Regions from separate parts of the Mus musculus genome. Here region 2 is linked to region 1. The links are chromatin loops, found by intact Hi-C in ENCODE. Cell type or tissue: heart. All regions are shown on one strand. Links, peaks and the distances in the headings refer to the core of each region. The heading gives the core; the rest is flanking DNA.

What was found. A loop is a pair of places that touch in the nucleus more often than their neighbours do. Peaks named below come from ENCODE experiments on the same cell type or tissue, not always from the same donor. Only the 100,000 strongest peaks of a DNase experiment are listed, where the experiment ranks them.
Region 2: it touches region 1 in a loop (2.7-fold over the local background); 3 of 42 quality-filtered maps call a loop at or near these places.

Annotation. Positions count from the first base shown.
Region 1 is chr4:47,117,306-47,127,161 of GRCm38, forward strand. Galnt12 (polypeptide N-acetylgalactosaminyltransferase 12) reads left to right here. Exons shown (of 10, transcript NM_172693.4): 7 at 599-730; 8 at 2,210-2,323; 9 at 3,057-3,203; 10 at 5,132-5,738. The coding sequence ends at 5,272. Among named protein-coding and RNA genes, the nearest start is that of Gm52731, 10 kb to the left of the region's middle. In heart, for the core only: a CTCF peak has its summit at 4,983 (motif pointing right); no DNase peak of the experiment used is centred there; H3K27me3 peaks cover 274 bases.
Region 2 is chr4:47,174,132-47,183,987 of GRCm38, forward strand. No RefSeq gene overlaps it. Among named protein-coding and RNA genes, the nearest start is that of Col15a1, 29 kb to the right of the region's middle. In heart, for the core only: no CTCF peak of the experiment used is centred there; DNase peaks (open chromatin) are centred at 4,210 and 4,670; H3K27me3 peaks cover 464 bases.

The DNA.
Region 1 (9,856 bases), core at 2,064-7,063:
TCACTATACTGAACATGCTGGTCACTTATAATAAATAATATCTAGGCCACTTGCCTGTGTTTGAGAGTGAATATTCATATATCAATAATAAGAAGGGTACAGCTGTAAGCCATCCCATTCCTCTGGTTAGACATAAGAACAGCCTGTGGTTAGAGTCCACCAGGGTGCACGGGTCCAGGATATTGATGTGGGAGCTCCTAGGCTCTGTCTGCAGATGCCTTGTCTCCTGACCCCATAGCTCTGCCAGTGTGACAGTCTCTTCTGCTTATTGCCTTTGATGTGACTGTCCCCACTCTAATGTGTTATTCTGTTGAAGACTGACATGTGACACCCTCCTCCCCAAAAGGGCAATAAGTATCTGGTCCCTTCACATTGCTGTCCCCCAGTTCTTCCTCTTAAAAATAAATCTCATTTCATTTGTTTTATGTGACTGTGAAGGTGCCAGTGGTGCACATATGGAGGACAGGGGACAATTTGAATATTCTGTGCCCAGCACCCAGCTCAGTAAGAGTGTGGATTGTACATTAGCTAGTAATTTCATCGAGAACAGGTGTGGATAGGCAGCCTGTAGGGACTCAGCATTCTGTTGTTTTCTCAGGAACCCTTTGGGGACGTGACAGAGAGGAAGAAGCTTCGGGCTAAGCTCCAGTGTAAAGACTTCAAGTGGTTCTTAGATACAGTGTACCCAGAATTGCACGTGCCAGAGGACAGGCCTGGCTTCTTTGGGATGGTAAGTGGTGGGTCATGGTGGAATGGATGTTTGCCTTGTGTCTGAACCACAGTCCTGGGGAGGAATTCCCCATTTGTGAGCACCCCAGACCTCCCCCATTTTCACCCCTCTGGTCTGATCATGTATGTACCGTCCTTTCCTCTCCCCTTGGGCATCTGGGCCCTGGGTCCGCAAGGTCAGGACTGGAAGGCACCTGGAAATTGTCAGGGGTGAGCTACTGTTTGTTGTTTAATTAACTGGGATGTCTTGCTGCATGTGGAGATCGGAGAACAGTTCTCAGGAGTGGCTTCTCTTCTGTCACTCTGTGGGACCCGGGGACCAAGCTCCGGTCATTAGACCTGTGTGGACATGCTTGCACCCATTGAGCATCTTGCCAGTCAGTTAATTGTGGGGAATGGGCATGCATATGTGGGGTTTCTGTGTCTTAGTTTTTGCCAGTATTTTCAGATTACTTGGCCTGGCCAGTTAGTGATTTGTGGCCCTTAGAAACAACACAAGCAATAGCAGAGGCAGAAGATTCCCTTCCAGTCATCCAGAATATGTAGAGGGAAAAAAAAAAGAGGCCAAACAAGGCGAGAGTCTTGATTTTGCTAGGAGCTGAACCATCTCCCTATGGGCTAACTGTTGCCTATCTGAGATGCTGCTGTTCCATTTTGGATAACTATGAAGCCAGGGTTTAGTGTTAAATTATGTTTTCAAGGTGAAAGTGTTCAAATGTACCAAAACACAGGGAATAGTGTAATGAGTCCTGTGTCTGTGATTCTAGAGTCGTCAAGATTCTCTTCCTCTTGTTTCCTCTATCCTGTCCTGCCTTGGTGCTTTTGGCTATTGGTGTCCTGTGATTTCCTTCTGTACTCTCAAGTGTGCACAACCTGCCACGTAACCACTAAGCCTGCCACATAACCACGAAGCCTGCCACGTAACCACGAAGCCTGCCACGTAACCACGAAGCCTCGCTCCTGTTCACTCTGCCACTCAGCGCACACTCCTCCATTTCTCAGGGTGCTCTGTGGGTGGTTGCAGATTCTAGTGGGGATCCACACACTGTGTCGGGCTGTTGCAGCTTGCTTTGGAAGGCTCCATTAGTCTGAGCCACACCTCCTCATTTTCTCTGCCATGACTGCTTTTACCCCAGTCTGGTTGTGTGTGTACTGTTTCACTCGTGGCACTGTCTGTAAGCTAGACCTCTCTCCTCTGTGTTTCCTAACCGTGGAAGTGAGGCCACACCCAAGATTGTGCTAGGGCAGCAAGAAGGCTGTGACTGAGCAGTTAGAGGTGCAAGCTTTTAGGCCAGATTTGTTGTCTTAAAGTTTGGCCAAGTTCCCATCTGTTGTTAGCATAGGAAAACATTATAGTGACTGGAAAGAGCTGGGCAAAGGGACAGGGCTCCTCTTTCATTGTGTTCTTCTCTCTCCTTGTGTGGAGTCCTTTTGGTGTGTGGAAATCTAGACTGAGGTGCTACCTCTGTGTCTTGTTTAGCTCCAGAACAGAGGCCTAAGAGGGTACTGCCTTGACTACAATCCTCCCAATGAAAACCATGTTGAAGGCCACCAGGTCCTTCTGTACCTCTGCCATGGGATGGGTCAGAACCAGGTAGGCGTGGGCCTTGATGGGGAGGGGCAAGCTTCTTTTAAAACACTTTTTAAAAAATATTTATTTATTTGCCTGTGTATGTGTGTGTGTGTGTATATACCTACTCTCTCTCTCTCTCTCTCTCTCTCTCTCTGTGTGTGTGTGTGTGTGTGTGTGTGTGTGTGTAAGTCAGAACGGTGGGGGTCAGTTCTCTCTTCCCTCCATGTGGATCCCAGGGACAGGACTCAGGTGAGGTCGTCAGAGCCTTTACCCCTCTCACTAGCCCTCTGCACGAGTATCACTCAGTGGCAGAGCACTAGCCTAGCATGTGGGATTCACGGTGTCTGTTACTTTGGATGTGTCATGGCAGAAAAAAATCCAGGAGTAGAGACTTATCTAGGTTTAAATAAGAGGTCAACTTAGTACCTCAAGATACCTGGAACCGTAATACAGGGTCATGGCAGTGGTGGTGTGGGGTAGGGGTGGTGCTCTAACCCACCCTCACTTATTTCCAGTAGAGAAGTGGTTCTCAGCCTTCCTAATGCTGTGACCTTTCGATACAGTTCCTCATGTTGTGGTGAGCTCCAGCCATAAAATTATTATCATTGCTACTTTATAACTATGATTTTGCTACTGTGATGTGAATGTCTGATATGCAGGTTGAGAAACTACCGCCCTAGATAATCTTGTGCAGGGCATCTTCCTCCACATCACAAGGTAAACTGACATCTGTTGGTTGTTAAACTGTTGTTAGTTTTTCGAGTATACGACCCGGAAAGAAATACGCTATAACACCCGCCAGCCCGAAGCCTGCATCACCGTGGAGGACGGGAAGGATACCCTTGTCATGGATCTCTGCCGAGAGACCGTCCCAGAGAACCAGGAGTTCATCCTACAGGAGGTCAGTGAATGCAGCTTTCGGTGCCATCGGCCCAGGTCTGTGCGCCTGTGCGGAAGCCAGGTGTACTCTCTAGCCTGGTCCCGGTGGGTCTCAGACACTGGAAACTTCACTTTGACCCTGGGGGAATGACTGTGAGTGTATGGCTTCTGGTAACAGTGAGGCTTTCTTCTTTTTCAGTCTTTTACGGTATGAGCTGCTGTGGGTTGTAATAGAAAGTAGAGTTGACACTAATGTGTGGGGGTGAGATGGGTATATGAGTGTCGTAAGTGACCCAAGTGCCAGAACATGAGGTTAGACCCAGGCATGACCCACCCTTCTTCTCTGAGCATCATTTCACCTTGCTCTGAAACAGGCTTGATAACAGCAGCCTTGCTCTGCTCCGGGAAGGACTTAGAGATTCCCGGGACTTCCTGTGGAAGCTGTGAGGGCCTGTAGAGAACTTGTGGCTGCTTGGGATGTGACCAAAGAGGCAGCCTGGGATAGAGCTGGCTTTCCAGATACTGTTGATTGACCCATTTGTGAGCAGTCCAAAAATCCCATTCAAAGTTGAAATATATTTTCCTGTAGAGAAATAGAATAATAAGCAGTGGAGTTTACAGGCTCCCTGGAAGAGCTGCGGTGTTAACCCTGTGGTCTTATCCTGTTTGACTTTAAGAAGAAAGTAAGATCTGGATATGGTAGCACACTCCTATAATCCCAACACTCAGGAGGCTGAGGCAGGAGGATTGTGAGTTCCAGGGCAGCAAGATGTGTCTTAAAATAAAATAGTTTAGGAAAAATAATCCACACAGTCCACAATCTGTTGTCCTCTTCCTTTTGCATTTTTCTTCTACCCCCGCCCCCAACGATAGTACAATCTAGAAACAAGATTGGTCACATGCTGCATTAAGAATTCCACTGTAAGGCTGGAGGGATGGCTCAATGGGTAACACTCTTGGCACACAGGCATGAAGACTGGAGTTCAGACTTTCATCACCCCGTAACGCCCTGACAGGTCGCCTGGGAGGCAGTACTTAGGAAGCAGAGGGGTTCCCAGGACAGGCTGGCTAGCTAAAATGATGAGCTTTAGAGTCAGAAAGGGCCCTGTCTCAAGTAAAGAAGGTGGAGGTGTGATACCTTGTCATCTTCTGGTCTCTGCATACACATACATGTATGTGTAGACGCCTATGTGTGTGAACGTGCATAGCCCCCACACGAACAAACATTTTACCTTAAAGTTCAGTGATCCCTTTGGAGACGTGGGTTTGTGTAGAAGGCTGGCCAGAGAGATGCTGTAGTGAGTCCCTTACTTTTAGCTTCCTCAGGGGGAAACTTGGAGAGCCATGGAAGTGTGGGGGTTAACAGCATCTAGCAGTTTGCAAAGCCTCTCCCTCGGAACCAGGAGCCTATGCATTGTCACTTTTGGCTGCTGGCCCCTTGTTATGTTCCTTACACTACAGAAGAGAGAGGGGCAAGATACACAGCAAAGAGAGGCTCTCCATGCCCACAGCAAGTATTGAGGAAGCAAGCTGGCCGTTAAAGACTGCCATGACCTGGGATGTGAGACTGTGACCAGGCTGAGAACAGGTGACCTGTGGACTCAGGTCCCTCACCTGGATATGCTGCCACCAAGTTAGAAGGTCACGTGATGCTGTTAAACGGCTCAGGAGAAGGAAGTCATAAGGTTGGAGTTAGGTGATGGAGAGACATGAGGGAGGTCCATAAAGGATCTTGGCTGTGACTTCACTGAAGGAGGGGAGTGGTGAGGAGCTAGAGGCTCCCTCCCATCCTCTTCAGTAGCCAGCAGGTGGCGCTGTTTTGCATTTACTGACATTTACGAAATGCTAAAAGTCACTCCTTGGGGTCTTCAAAATCTGCCTTAAGGGAAATGTGGCTTTTCTGAGCAATCACTAAAATAATTTTGAACATAACAATGTTTTCATTTGTAGGATGGCACTTTAGTTCACAAGCACAGCAGGAAATGTGTGGAGGCCACAGAGAAGGTGTTAGACAACGGCTTTGCACCATACTTACGGGACTGTACCAACTCAGATAACCAGAGGTGGTTCTTCAAGGAGCGCATGTCGTAGTGCATCGCCTTGCCAAGGAAGGAGCCCTCCACGGCTGTGGACTGTGTGCCCAATGAGATGGACAGCGTACACGGTTGTCATTCGTGAATGTGCTGGGTGTCACAAGAGTGTGAATAAGCTTTGTACAGATTTTGAAAACTTTAAAAATGTCTCCTGGCATCCTGCTTTCTGAGGGCAATCCTAAGATGTTGCCTTTGGTATTTGGAAAGGATATTTTCCTATCAAGATGTGCATTTTACAATGGTGCCTTTTATTCTCATTAGCAAAAAAGGTAAATACTTTATTTTGATACATACAAAGCTTCCTGGGTGTTTGTAGCACATTTTACACAAACTGTTAATACCTCAAATGTTGAGTTAGAGTTCTCTCAGGGGGATGAGGTGGACACTAGAAATACTGTTGATTTCTTCAGGTGTGAGTGGGGTGAGATAGTCTAGATTCATACAATAAAGAATGCTTTTGCTTATGCGTTGATGCCACAGCCAAAATTCTATCATAATGTTCATTACTGACCAAACCAGGCTAACCACATCTGAAAGCTCAAAGAAGCTATAGGGTTTGCCAAGGCCCTATAAACTTAAGAGGGTATTTCCAGCAAGAAATGTAATGCTCTACATGAAACTCAACTTTTAAGCTTTTCCTTAAATAGCATTTGATTATTTAATAATATTATTTATAATATTATTTGATTATAGATATTATTACTTATAGTATTTGATTATTGAGAGTTGGTGATGAGGCAGCTGCTGTGGACATTGCTGGATAATTCAACCGTCTGAATGACTCCAGATCAGCTCCAAGAGCTCACCAACTTGGTGAAGCTAATAGGAACAATTAGAAATGCCACCAGTGAACTGAGGGTGTGGGTCTCTGGCTAGAGTGCCCGCCTTGCACGCATGAAGCCCTGGGTTAAATCCGCAGCACCCCATTTTAAATAATCAGCTTGACAGCGCACCCCTAATCCCTGCACTTGGGAAGTGGAAGCAGGAGAATCAGAAGTTTAGGGTTATCACTGGATACGCAGAGAGTTTGAGGTTAGCCTGGGCTACATGAGACCCTGTCTCAAGAAGACATCAGTCAGAAGGTAGACTGCAGATCTTATTTTCGTCCCCGTCAATTGCGAGAACACAAGTGCGATGGATTAAAAGCATCAGCGTATTTCTCTCGCTCTTCTCTCAGACATGTATGCTGAGGGTATCGCTCCTCAGAATCAGGTCTGCTTTGCCTGGACTGACCTGCTCTGTACTGGAGTTCCTGTGAGCGAGATGGAGACCAGGAAACTGGGTGTGGGGGCGGGAGCAGGTAGGGCTTAGCATGTGTGTGGGGGGTCTCTGAGATGTTATCTTTGAGATCCCCCGCCACCCTCTTTTATGTGTATGTAGCGTGTTTACATATCTGAGGCACATGTGTGTTGAGGTCAGAGTTTAAATCAAGGTGTCTGCCTTGATCACTCTCTGCAGACCTCCATGTCAGTCAGGCTTTTCTGTGGATGCTGAGGGTCCATCCTCTGGTCCCCACTCTTTGAAGGCAAGCACTTTACCCACTGAGCCATCCCACCCCTTTAGATTCTCATAATAGGCCCGTATAAAGTGCAAAGCACAGTGAGTGTCAGCAGGCGTTTATTCAGAAGCCAGTACAGGATAATGCAGATGTTTTCTCTCTGTGGACTAGGCAGCCCTTCATCAGTGTGGGGTGGGGTGGGGTGGCTTCTGCACAGCTCAGCTCTCATGCTGAGGCAGGCGGGGTATGGCCTTCCCCTTGTCTGGGGAGACTTGTGGGTCAGGGGAGGGTCCACAGTTCTGCTTCCCTCTGCCTTCTATAGTGTGGTTAGGTGGGCCTGGTGTAGCAGAGAGCCTCTCCCCAAACAGAGGAAAACAGCCTGGGTGGGCCAGACATGCAGTCGGCGGCATCCCAGACTGCACCCGGCGTGTGGGCGGCTGCACCTGTGCCTGTGTGCCTCAGAGGCATGGTGGCCAATTGGCTCTGCTTGAGGACTCTTCACTGATTTCTTCCACCAGGAGAAGTAAGCCTCAGGGTGTGGGAAGACCAGGAAAACAATATTCTCTTAGTTTTGAAGATGTTATAATATTTGAGGCGGCTTTCCCTTCAGTGATGGGTGAAGGGTCTAGAAGGCCACATGGATGTGAGGAAGTGCCTCCAGCTGTCCTGCCTGTGTGTTCCCGTCCCTAGTGTGTGGATGCAGTGCTGGTGTGCAGAGTGGCTGAGGCAGCTTGCTTTGGATCCTAGGGTTCTGTTTTGCTTTTCTATCTGTGACTCACAGAAGAGCATCAGTCCTAGCCTGCCCTTCAGGGACCTGGGTGTGTGATGATAGATGTTTAGGGTATGATTTGCATGGGTGACTCCTGAGTCCTGGAGGAGAGCCTGAGGCTCAAGTGTCCGACCTGTGAACAGGTGTCGCTCTCACAGGGCTCGTTCACACTGGCAGGTGGCTGTGGCTCTTCTCTCCCCCGGGACTAATAGAATCTACCATGACCACCATCGTCTGGGGGATCCCTGACCTGGAAAGAAAGAGGTTAGGGTTAGAAGTGTTAGCAAGTGGGCCATGGGAAGGAAATGGCATGAAAGGCAAGAAGCATCACAGATCCGGGGAGGAATGAGACATTAGGTAGGGTTCTCTAGAGAAACAGAACTGATAGGTGACTATGTAGATAGGTAGGTGGATGGATGGATGGATGGATGGATGGATGGATAGATAGATAGATAGATAGATAGATAGATAGATAGATAGATAGATAACTGATAGGTGAATATGGATAGATAGATGGGTGGGTTAGTGGGTGGATGGATGAGGAACAGAATTGATAGGTTAATATGGATAGATAGATAGATAGATAGATAGAGAATTGATAAGTGAATAGGTGTAGCTAGATAGGTGGGTGGGTGGGTGGGTGGATGAGGAACAGAACTGAAAGGTGACTATGGATAGATAGATAGATAGATAGATGATTAATTGAAAAAGTAGATTTATTAGAATGGCTTACAGACTATGGTCCAGCTAGTCCAACAATGGCTACCTCACTCTTCCCTGGCTAGTCTACCAATGGAAGGTCCAAGAACCCAGTAGCTGTTCAGTCCACGAGAATGGATGTCTCCGCTGGATTTCAGTATGCACTGGGATCTCAAAGAAGCGGGCTCTAATCCAAGTGAAGGAGTAGACCTGCCAGGGAGAGTGAGATCAGTCAGGCAGAGAAAGCAAGCTTCCATCTTCCATGTCCTTTATGTAGACTCTCAGTAGAAGGCGTGGCCCAAGTTAAGAATGGATCTTCCCACCTCAAAAGACCTAGATTAAAAAGTGGGTCTTCCAGCTTCAAATTATTTAAGAAAAACCCCTCACAGGTGTGCCCAGGCACTCGTTACTTCCAGATGTAATCAGGTGACAACTAAGAATAGCCACTGTCATGCCCATTTTGCAAACCTCCAGAGGCCACCAAGGAGCTGATTCTGATGCAATTGCACTGGGTCTTTATTCAAGCTCGAGTGCGGGCCACATTGTAGTCACTGATGCGGCTGGACAGGAGGGTGAACCCCCTTGCTTAGTTTCAAGCAACCTTTTGTTGAGGCAAGCAAACAAGCAAGGGGATTCCAGCCTGGCACACATTTTGTTGCGGGGCTATTACAGAATTTGTTGCCCTTTAGAATGATTGGCTGGTGCTGGGAGCCAAGCTGTAAACTTTCATAAGTAAATATCTTTAGGTACAACTGTAACTTTTGCTTTCCTCCTGATGCGTGGTTGTTAGGAAAGACCTGAAACTAGTGCTAGGTGCAGGCTTGTTGGTTAACTCAAGTTCTTTAAGATGGAACCTGAACCCAAGATGGAGTTGATGTGGTCTTTCAGCCAGAGGAATAGGGAGCTGGGACATGAACAGTCAATGAGGAGTAGAAAAGAATTGTGGTGTTGGGGCACAGGTGACTAAAGCCTTTGCTGTTATTCAGGGCATCTTAGCACTTTCCCTGCCAGCTTTGAACAGGTATGTTCAGAGTTGAGCCTCTTCTGCAAAGCCATACCGAGACAGGTGGTCTTCATAGCAGATCACCTTTCTACACTGGGTGTGGGGATCAGTGGGGTGAGTCTTACAGGAGAGTGGTCACCAGGATGATGGTTCTCATAAAATGATGAGAGTCCACTACAGATTCATCACCTACCTGCATGATGGCTTAAGTATGTCTTCTGGAGATGTCTCTGTCTCTCTCTCTCTGTCTCCCCCCCCCCCCCCCCGCCCACACACACATAAACTCACAGGGTCCTTCAGTTTCCTGGTGTAGACACCAGTTCCCGAGTTGTACTTGACATTCTGAGGTTCCACATATTGTTTGCTTGAATTGCAAGGATGTTATACTTCTCTGAAAAGTAGAATCATTTGCATCTGGCTGTTTTGCTTATTTGGGAATTTTTAAAAAGCCTTTCTTCCATATTTGTGGGGTAGTTTAGCTGGGTATAAGACCATCCTTGGCATGTTGGGTTATTCCAGGACTGAGGTCGCTGTAACTTCACAAGTCAATTCTGCAGAACTCTCTGCTCCGAGGAGAATGGCCATTCTCCAGTTTCCACTCTGCAACCCTTCT
Region 2 (9,856 bases), core at 2,564-7,563, 57 kb after region 1:
TTCTTTATTTTAAAGACAGGGTCCCTCACGGAACTTAGAGCTCACCAGTTCTGCTATGCTGGTGGGCCAGACAAGCGTTAGGAATAGGTTTGTCTCCCCTCTACCCCAGCACTGAGGTAATAGATGTGGACCCCAGACCTGGCTTTTCTGTGGTGTTGGGAATGAGAACTTAGAGCCTCATAAGCCTTTGCCACTTTACCCTCTGAGCTACCTCTCCAGCCTCCTTTCTACTTTGAGACAAGTTCTCAGAAAATTACCCAGAATGCCCTTGGACTCACTATCCACCAGATAGACTTTAAACTTGCTCTCTTCCTGCCTCTGTCTCCCAAGTACCTGGGATTATGGGATTGCACAACCAGTCCCTGCTCCTCTCTGTCTTCTACAGACACAGAACTCCATGATTCCAGCTGTACAATTCCTGTACAATCTGGAGACACTTTCTTCTCAGAGTGAACCTTGTGCTAGATCAACGTGACCTATCCACATGTAGGGCTTTCTCTGGATGCTACCTCTACAACCCTCGTGTGGAGCTGTCTGACTGCCATTACATAGATCTGCCAGCTCCGTATCTTTTCACAACTTGGCCTTTTTTTTCCCATGGCGTTTTGTTTTTCAGCCTTATCCTTAATATGTGGAGCTCTAGTTCATACACTTGCATGCTCTAGAGCTCTATCATAGGAATAGATCAAATATTACACTGTTCCCTGTGGATGCCTGCGTAGACCATTTCTCACTTTCTACTCCTGCAAACAGCACTTCAGCAAATGTCTTCAGACATCACTTTGCATGCACATGTGTGTGTGTGTATGTGTGTGTGTGTAGTTTTATATCAGTTGGTTTGTTATTAACTTGACACAAGCTAGCATCAAATGGGAACCTCGTCTGAGAAATGCCTGCATCAGGTTGACTATGGACGTTCTGAGAGATGTCTTTCCTTGATTGCTGATTGGTAGAGGATGGCCCAGCCCTGTGGTAGGTAGCCCTGGGGAGTATAAGAAAGCATATGGTGTAAGACAGTGATTGTCATTCTTCCAATGCCTCTGCCTTAGTTCCTGCCTTGAATTCCTAGTCTGACTTTCTTTCACAATGAACTGTAACTCTCAGAAGAAATAAAGCTTTTCATCTCTAAGTTGCTTTTGGTCATAGTATCTTATCACAGCAACAGAAACCAGACTAGGACACCAGCAAATGAAATCTTGGGATGCTTTATTCCAAACGTTTGTATTCCCCCATAAACTCATACATTGAAACCTAACCTCTAAGGTGATGTCATTAGGAAACAGGGTCTTTAGGAGGTAATTAGGTCCTAGGGGCTCCACCCTAGGCACAGGAGTAATGTTCTTCTATAGTGGGTGTGATGGTGTGTATATGCTCAGCCCAGGGAGTGGCACTATTAGAAGGTATGACCCTGTTGGAGTAGGTGTGTCATCATGGGTGTGGGCTTTAAGACCCTCATCCTAGCTGACTGGAAGTCAGTATTCTGCTAGCAGCCTTCAGATGAAGATGTAGAACTCTCAGATCCTCCTGTACCATGCCTGCCTGGATGCTGCCATGCTCCTGCCTTGATGATAATGTACTGAACCTCTGAATCTGTAAGCCAGCCCCCATTAAATGTTGTACTTATAAGAGTTGCCTTGGTCATGGTGTCTGTTCACAGCAATAAAACCCTTACTAAGACAGTGGGCTCCTGGGGTCATTTGCCTCTTCTGAAAAGCAAGGTGGGGCCATCTGCAGACTTGGAAGTGCTCCTCACCAGACAGGGCATCTACTTGTGTTTTGATCTTCATTTTCTAGTGTCTACAACCATGGAAAGTAAATGTCTGTGTTTTGAGATGTTAGATAAAGAGTATGCAGCTCCTTAGTTTTACTAGGTGTTACCTAAACTGCCAACGGCTTCTAACACAGCAGTGTCATGCTTAAGGCACATGCCCCAGGCTGCGTTCCTGCAGATATACGGAGGCACAGCCACGGGGCATTGTTAGTAGTTTCCTCTTCTGAAATAAGTTTCCAAATGATTTGATGACTTTTATTTTGTGAGTATGAGAATTTTGTCTGCATGCACGTGTGTGTGTGTGTGTGTGTGTGTGTGTGTGTTTGCATGTGTAGGACAACTTGTGACCCTGGAGGAGCATTGGTCACTGTCTTGCTCCCCAGAGCTACCTGCCAGCGGTCTGGGCCTTCCTGTACCAATCAGCAATCAAGGAAAGACATCTCACAGAATGTCCATAGGCAACCTGATGCAGGCGTTTCTCAGTTGAGGTTCCTCTTCCCATTTGATGCAAGCTTGTGTTGAGTTGATTAAAAAAAAAAAAACTAGCTGGACTGTTGGTCTCAATGATATAAAACTACACACACATGTGAACAAAGAGAGGTCTGAAACGGATGCCCTTCTTCCACTATGTGTGTCTCAGGAATTAAACTCGAGTCACCAGACTTGGTAGCACATGCCTCTACCTGCTCAGCTATCTTGCCTGTTTTTGTTCTTGTTTTGCTTTTTTGTTTGTTTGATTGTTTCCTTTTCTTTTCTTTTAAAAATAGAATTATTTTCTTTCCAGGCAGATAGAGAAGTCTGTTTAACACAGACATTTGGCCATTTCCTGTTTCCATTTATAAACCCTCCTGTGGATTCTCTGCTCTCTACCAAACAGACTTGTAAAGCTATGCTCACCTACACAGGCTCCTTTTCCTCTCCCATCTACCGTGATTTGGCTTAGGTGGGTAGAAAGGCTGACACACACTGCTGTGGGCATGTATGCTTTTTCTCCCATGTGCCCCTCTCATCTTGATGCGCTCTGGAGCAGGCTGGCTGCTCCTTTGCCTAGACGGCTTCTCCCATCTCCTTCCCACCTCCCTTGGGCTCTCAGCTGACGTCTCCCAGGGCACCTTCAGGAAGCGTCCCAAGTTTGTCCGAGATTCCTTTCCCACACTGCCCCAGTGTCTTTGCTCACAGTACACAGTTCTCAAGACCCTGTCCTGGAGTGCATCTCCCTGACTCATTAGACAGTAAGCTCCCTGAGAGCGGGGTCTGTGTGGTGTGTCCTGCATTTGTGGAATGACTCTGTGTGGTAGCCAGCAGGGAGGAAATGAGTCTAGATGCATCAGTAAGATGCGGCGTGGGAAGTGGGGGGAGCGTTGAGTGAATGTGTAAAGAATGAGCGAGGTCCTGGGTGAATGGGTACTGTTGATAGGAGCACAGCCATGTCAATAACCAATGCCTTAGACCCAAGGGAATCTGGCAAAATCGCCCCGCTGAGTCAGGCTCAGAGGAATGGCAAAGCTTTTCTCTGGTCCAAGTGTGAATATTGGCAGTGTGCAAAAACGAGAAATTACAGCTCCATCCTTCCAGATATTTATAGCCAGAGACCACTCATGTCTGGAAACTGCCTGCTGAGACAAGCTGGCCCATCCCCTTGTGCTGAGGGTCTTGATTGCTCTGTAGCTGGTACCACTCCATCCGAGCATTCACAGCCGCCAATCCCAGCCTTCCTCCATGTGTATCTGTCCTCTCTTCATTCTCTTTTGGCCACAGTCATGAAGGATGGGTAATGGGGAACCAACTGTTGGTCAGGCTAGATATGAGTTCAGTCACCCTCATATCTTCAGCGTTCAGATATGGGAACTGAGGTCTGGAGCTGCATACCTGGTCTGTATGGAGCCAGCTCTGCCCCACAGTCTCCCGAGGGCATGCTGGGAGACTCTCCCCTACGCTGTACTTTGAAGAAGTGGCTTACATCACAGTTAAAGGAAGTGTTCTGAGTCCCACTTCCCATAGTCAGGGATACCAGCCTCTCTTCTGTCCTATAAACCAGGAGCCTAAATGGCCCCTGTCCTATATGCTTGGAGAAAGCAAAAGCAAAGCTAATGATTTATATTGAAAACTGCTGTGCACAGGCATGACCTTTCAGGCCTTTGGAGTATGTGGTTGTAGGTAGCTTTTCCCATGTGTGCAGAGGCAGACTGAGGTAAGGCAGGGCACTCATAATCACCAAAGCAGAGATGGATTGGTCACCAATGATGGAGGGAGCTGAGTGGTATCCTAACCCTAACTCTCTGTGATCTGTGCTCTATTTCTGCACAGCAGAGAACTCCACAGAGGGTTGGCCTGGCCTTCTTGGAGCTGTCCTCACTTCATGGACTTTCTGGTCTTTCCGGTGTCCATCGTTTGCCTCAGGGTCCCCAGGTGACGTCAGTTCGAGCATCTGTTGGGCTGACTCAGGTGTCCAGGAGGAAAGAGCTTGGCCCCTTGATGGCAGCCGAATGAAGCAGCTGGTTCCCAGAAGGGGACCTCTAAACAGAGTTCCCAGGAAGCCCAGGCTGCTCAGGGCCGCCTATGGAAAGGGCCAGCAAGGACAATTGGCTACAGGGAATTTGATGAACACCATCAGCTGCAAACTCCCACAAAACAAACAGAGCTTGATCCAGAGGTCTGAATAATAGCCCCTCCACCAGATGGCTTGCAGGAGCTGTGCCAGAGAGAGAGAAAAATCCTCCTCTGCCCTGAATTTCTTCTTTGTTCTAGACCTGGCTCTTCCAGGATGTCAGTGGGGTGCTCCCGTGGGCCATCCATCCAGATAATGTCTTGTGCTTGGAGAGATTAAGGCAGCTGTCCCCTGATCAGGATTTGGGGACAGGGAACTGGACAAAGAAGCAGCTTCCTTGTCCCAGCGTGAATCACCACCAGCTGAAGGGATCACACAGCTGTCCACATCTGGGCCTGGAATGCTGGGATAAGAAGACTCTCAAAGAGCCCTAGCCCCCTGTGGTCTAGACCAGGAAGTTATAAGCAAGGCCACCCTGCATGAAGGCAGACCCCCTGGCCACCTCAGGTCTTTCCTTTAGGTTTGATCTACCAGGACCCAATGCCAGCTTGTCGCCCTGTTAAACTGGAGCTAAGCTTAGGGCAGACGTGGCCAGTACTCAGCCCCCTCATTGTCCCAAAGACAGTGGTATAGATCAAGGCCTCTGTGGTTTGAATCCTTGCTGTGTATCATGGACAACTTATTTGACCTCTCTGAGCCTCATTCCTACTTCAGAGAGAGTAATAGATTGATTGCAGTTTCAGTGCACACAGCAACTGTCCTATTCCATAAATGCCTTCAATGATCCATGGCCCAGTCATTACTGTTGTCTGCCCTTCCAAATGCAATCCTTTCCGGTCTTCCCTGAGTAGATTCCTGTGTCTACCAAATTTTAGCTACTCGGTTCTCCAGTACAGAGTTGGACTTGCTAACCAGCTGCAGACTCTGGAAGTGACAAGGGAGGGCATGGTTACAACTAATTTATATCAGGCTCCTCTGAACTGCCAGCTGGCTTTGAGAACTTTCTTTTCCTGGTAAGACATAAAGCCACTTACAAAAAAAAATCTTTACTACTACAGTACATTTATTAACCTGTGTGAAGCATCCAGTACGTCTGCAGGGATAAGCCAGGGTTTGCTGTACTAATGACTCTTCAGTGAGGAAGTTATCCAACAAAAGTGTTTCCACCCTAGAAGGTTGCCAGGTCTCTGTCCATACTGGCCTTTAGCAACTCGGTGTTCACCTTCCAGACTGCTGTTAGTCACTACAGCAGAGGGGGAGATGAAGGAGAGTCACACAGCTCCTCTCCACTGCACCCGCCCATTCTGTTGACCGGAGAAGACACCTAGAGCTTCATGTAGGGGAATAATCAGAAACTCTAATGAGTGGTGCCAGCCTCAGCCACACAGAGGCTCAGTATCTTGACAGAGTGGAGGAGACCCTGCGGTAAACAGAACTTTGGAATCTTCCACCCTGACATTCACCAACAAGAATGGTTACCAGATGGTTTCAAACAGAAGATGCCCTGACATTTGCAGGAAGCCATTCCTTGCCTCTCCCTTCGGTCGGCTTCAGTGGGCCTCGGCTGCCAGTGTACCAGGGATGTGTTTAGCGATGTGTGGCACTGCTGACCAGTTCTAAGGGGCTACAAAGGATTTTGAACATATGTAGCTATTGTCTTGGGTGTGCTCAGGTTAGCACCCAATCTACTTCAAGGGTGGGCGATTACTATATTTAAAGAGGGTTTCTTTTTTCTTTTTTTTCTTTTTTTCTTTTTCTTCTTTCTTTCTTTCTTTCTTTCTTTCTTTCTTTCTTTCTTTCTTTCCTTCCTTCTTCCTTCCTTCTTCCTTCCTTCCTTCCTTCCTTCCTTCCTTCCTCCCTCCCTCCCTCCCTCCCTCCCTCCCTCCCTCCCTCCCTCCCCCCCCTTCCTTCCTTCCTTCCTTCCTTCCTTCCTTTCTTTTTTTTTTTTTTGGTTTTTTGAAACAGGGTTTCTCTGTGTAGTCTTGGCTGTCCTGGAACTCACTCTGTAGACCAGGCTGACCTCGGACTCAGAAATTCGCCTGCCTCTGCCTCCCAAGTGCTGGGATTAAAGGCGTACACCACCACGCCTGGCTAAAGAGGGTTTCTTGTTTTGTTTTAGATTTCAAACGTTTACCTCCTCCCACCCCCACTCCCCATTTTTAAAGATTTCAGACATCTTCGTTTCTTTAAAGATTTTTTTTTTATTTTTAATTTTGTGTCTGTGTATGGGTATGTGGGTACCAGATCCCCTGGAGCTGGCAGTTGTGAGGTGTTGGACGTGGGTACTGGGAACTGAACGGGGGTTTCCTGTAGGGGAAGCTCTTCTGCTTCACTGTTGAGCCATTGCTCCAAACCCACAAATCCTATATTTAATCTTGATCACATTTAGTTGTCCCAATGATTTTTCACCTTCTCTTCTGTACTTTTTATTTCCAGCCCTAGAGGCCACCCAATCTGAATTCAATTGCAATTGATATTTACCATAAGAATTTATAACTAGTGGTGTGTGTGTGTGTGTGTGTGTGTGTGTGTGTGTAGCCAAAGGTATCTTGGATGTCATTCCCAGGAGTGCTGCCCACCTCCTTTGAACAAGGTCTTCCATTGCTAGAACTACATTGGCTGTCCACTAAGCCCAAAGAGTCCTCTTGTTTCTTCCTCTACAGTGTGGACTACAGACTATCTATCACCCCTGCTATTTTTATGTGGCATCTGAGGCTCAAACTTAGCTCCTCATCCTTGCAAGGCAAGCACTTTGTTAACAGAACTAGCTTCCCATCTCCACATAATAACTTATCTTAGTCTTATTCAAAACTCTGAAACCATCTTCCACCTACCTAGTAAACCTCACTACATCCCTACAGTTACTACAGAACATTTATGTTATTCAGAGATATGAATTGGCCTGTCCAACGAGGCAGTACACAAATATTAAAGTCAGGCTTTTGAACCCATTTCTGGTGTCAAACGCTGTGGCTTTTCCTTAATCTCAGGGTGACTACGGATTTGGACAAAGAGGCTGTGATAGTTTGTATATCCTTGGACCAGGGAGTGGCACCATCTGAAGGTGTGGCCTTGTTGGAATAGGTGTGACATGGTTGGAATGGGTGTGTCACTGTGGGTGTGGGTATAAGATCCTCACCCTAGTTGCCTGGAAGTCAGTCTTCCACTAGCAGCCTTTGGATGAAGACATAGAACTCTCAGCTCCTCCTGCGCCATGCCTGCCTGGATACTGCCACGCTCCCACCTTGATGATAGTGGACTGAACCTCTGAACCTGTAAGCCAGCCCCTATTAAATGTTGTTTTTTTATAAGACTTGCCTTGGTCATGGTGTCTGTTCACAGCAGTAAAACCCTAACTAAGACAGAGGCCCTGTTTGGAAAGAGGGTGAACTCCGCTCTGGAAATCTGGAAAACTCAAGAGAGAAAGAGGAGGCTTCTCCTCTCACTGTCACCCTGCCAGCCAGGACGTGGAGCCTGCCATATCCAGCTCTCACTGGGATGATTGGGGCACTCGTTTGAGGAGCTACAAGGCCAAAAGTTTGGGTTAATGAGGCTTTTATTCATGGATAAACATCCCGCAGAGCACTCAGCAGTTGGCAAAGTCAGCCTGCTCCAGTTGGGCCTCAGACCATGAGATTCCCATTAATGTGCAGTGCATGACAGGGTGAGGTATGTATTCACATGTGAACTGCTTGTGTGAGGGTGTAATGTATACAAGCATGTAGGCTGAATCATTTTCTGTGCAGGGTCCATGTTTTTTTTTTTTTAGCCATTTTCTGGTATAAGATCACTAGATAAAATACAGGATGCTCAGATATGTTTGAATTTCAGCTGAGTAATGAAAAATTTTTTGTTAGTGTAACTGAATGAAAAAATAAAAAGAAAGAAAAAGGACCATGACTGCTCCTAGGTATGGTGGAGGAAGATGTTTATTATAGATATGTGGGAGAGCATAGCCAGAGGCAGGAACATCTGGGAGAGCACAGAGTGAACATGACCAGATTGAGCTGTGCCATGTAAGGAGAGGGGGGAGGGGGAGGGGGAGGGGGAGGGGGGAGGGGAGAAATGGGAACCAGGTATAGCAGCCAGGAGGTCCAAAGGAGAGTAGGCCCAAAAGACCAATTAACCAAAATGGCTGGACTATATAGGGAAGGGCAGCTCAACCTCTGAGCTGGAGGAGTTCAGGGTAGGGGTGCCAGTCAGGAGGCCCTGTAGCAGGTAGGGACAGAGGGATGCTGCGAGAACCTGATGACCAGAGTCTGCTTTGGTATGGTTAATAAGCCCCTCAGCCATTTGTCCCACATTTGTAGATCTAACAGTAAGTCTGATCCCAGGTGTTCTATAGACATCTTTATACTTAAACAAACAAACAAACAAACAAAAAGCATTAATCTGAAAATCAGTTGGAACCAGTGTCCTTGTTTTCCCGGCAGGCAGACCTCCAAGTAGGTGTGTCTATGTCAGCATCTCAGGGCTCATGAGTGTGTATATTTGTGCTGGAGTCCCTGAGTGTTCACAGGAGTTTGTGTGCTCATGGACCTGATAAGGAGTCGCAGATAGAGCCAACATCCCCACTACCCCTAACACATCTCCTCTCAGACCAACTTCTTAGTGTAAAAGAAATCAGGACGGGCTGTGATTCGAGGCCAGGCTAGCACCTGACATGGCATGTAACAGACATTCCAGGATGTGTATGGCATAAATGAGTGCGTGCGTGGGTGCATGTGTGTGTGTGTGTGTGTGTGTGTGTGTGTGTGAGAGAGAGAGAGAGAGAGAGAGAGAGAGAGAGAGAGAGAGGGAGAGAGAGAGAGGGAGGGAGATGGGGGCAGGAGTAGGAGGAGGGTGGAGGAAGAAGAGAGGGAGAGGAGCCTAGGAATGAGGCTGCCTGCAGCTATTTGGGGAACCCTTGAATTTGAGGTGACTGTAGGACTTCAGTGTCCAGCAAGGCTATGGCCCTGGGCCAGCTCATGCCAGAGGTCTAGGCTGGAGAAAGAGATTCAGGGGTGTGGCTGGGACTGAAAGGGAGATGGAAACCCTAGGAGAGAGGCAGTGATCCCATCAGCAGAGGACAAGGTGGACCAGGCAGGCAGTGGCCCAGAAGGAGGCTTAGGGACAGCAGCATTTGGGAAACAGGAAGAGAGAGTCTGAGAAGGTCACAGGGCTGCTGGGAGCTAGATGAGATGCCCACATGCTTGGTCGTCCCGAAGGCCCAGACAAGGGGTGATTCAGAGCAACACCAACGAGGAGACACTGGCCATTGGGTCTGGCAGAGCCTTGGGTCTTTGGACTCGAAGCTGTGCAGTGTTAATTCTTGAGCTTCTGGGTCACAGGGAGTGGGGTAACAACAAAAATCCAGGGTGGTGGGGGTAGGGATGAGGGTGCTCAGAGACACAGGGGTAGGCGTAGAGTGAAAACATGAAATATTCTGCCCAATGGGCTGGATGCACAGCGGCATTCCATGCCCGGGTAAAGCTCTATGCTGAAGTAGTGTCTAGCAAATGACAGTATAAAGAGAGCCTAGCATGGTGCCAGGTATA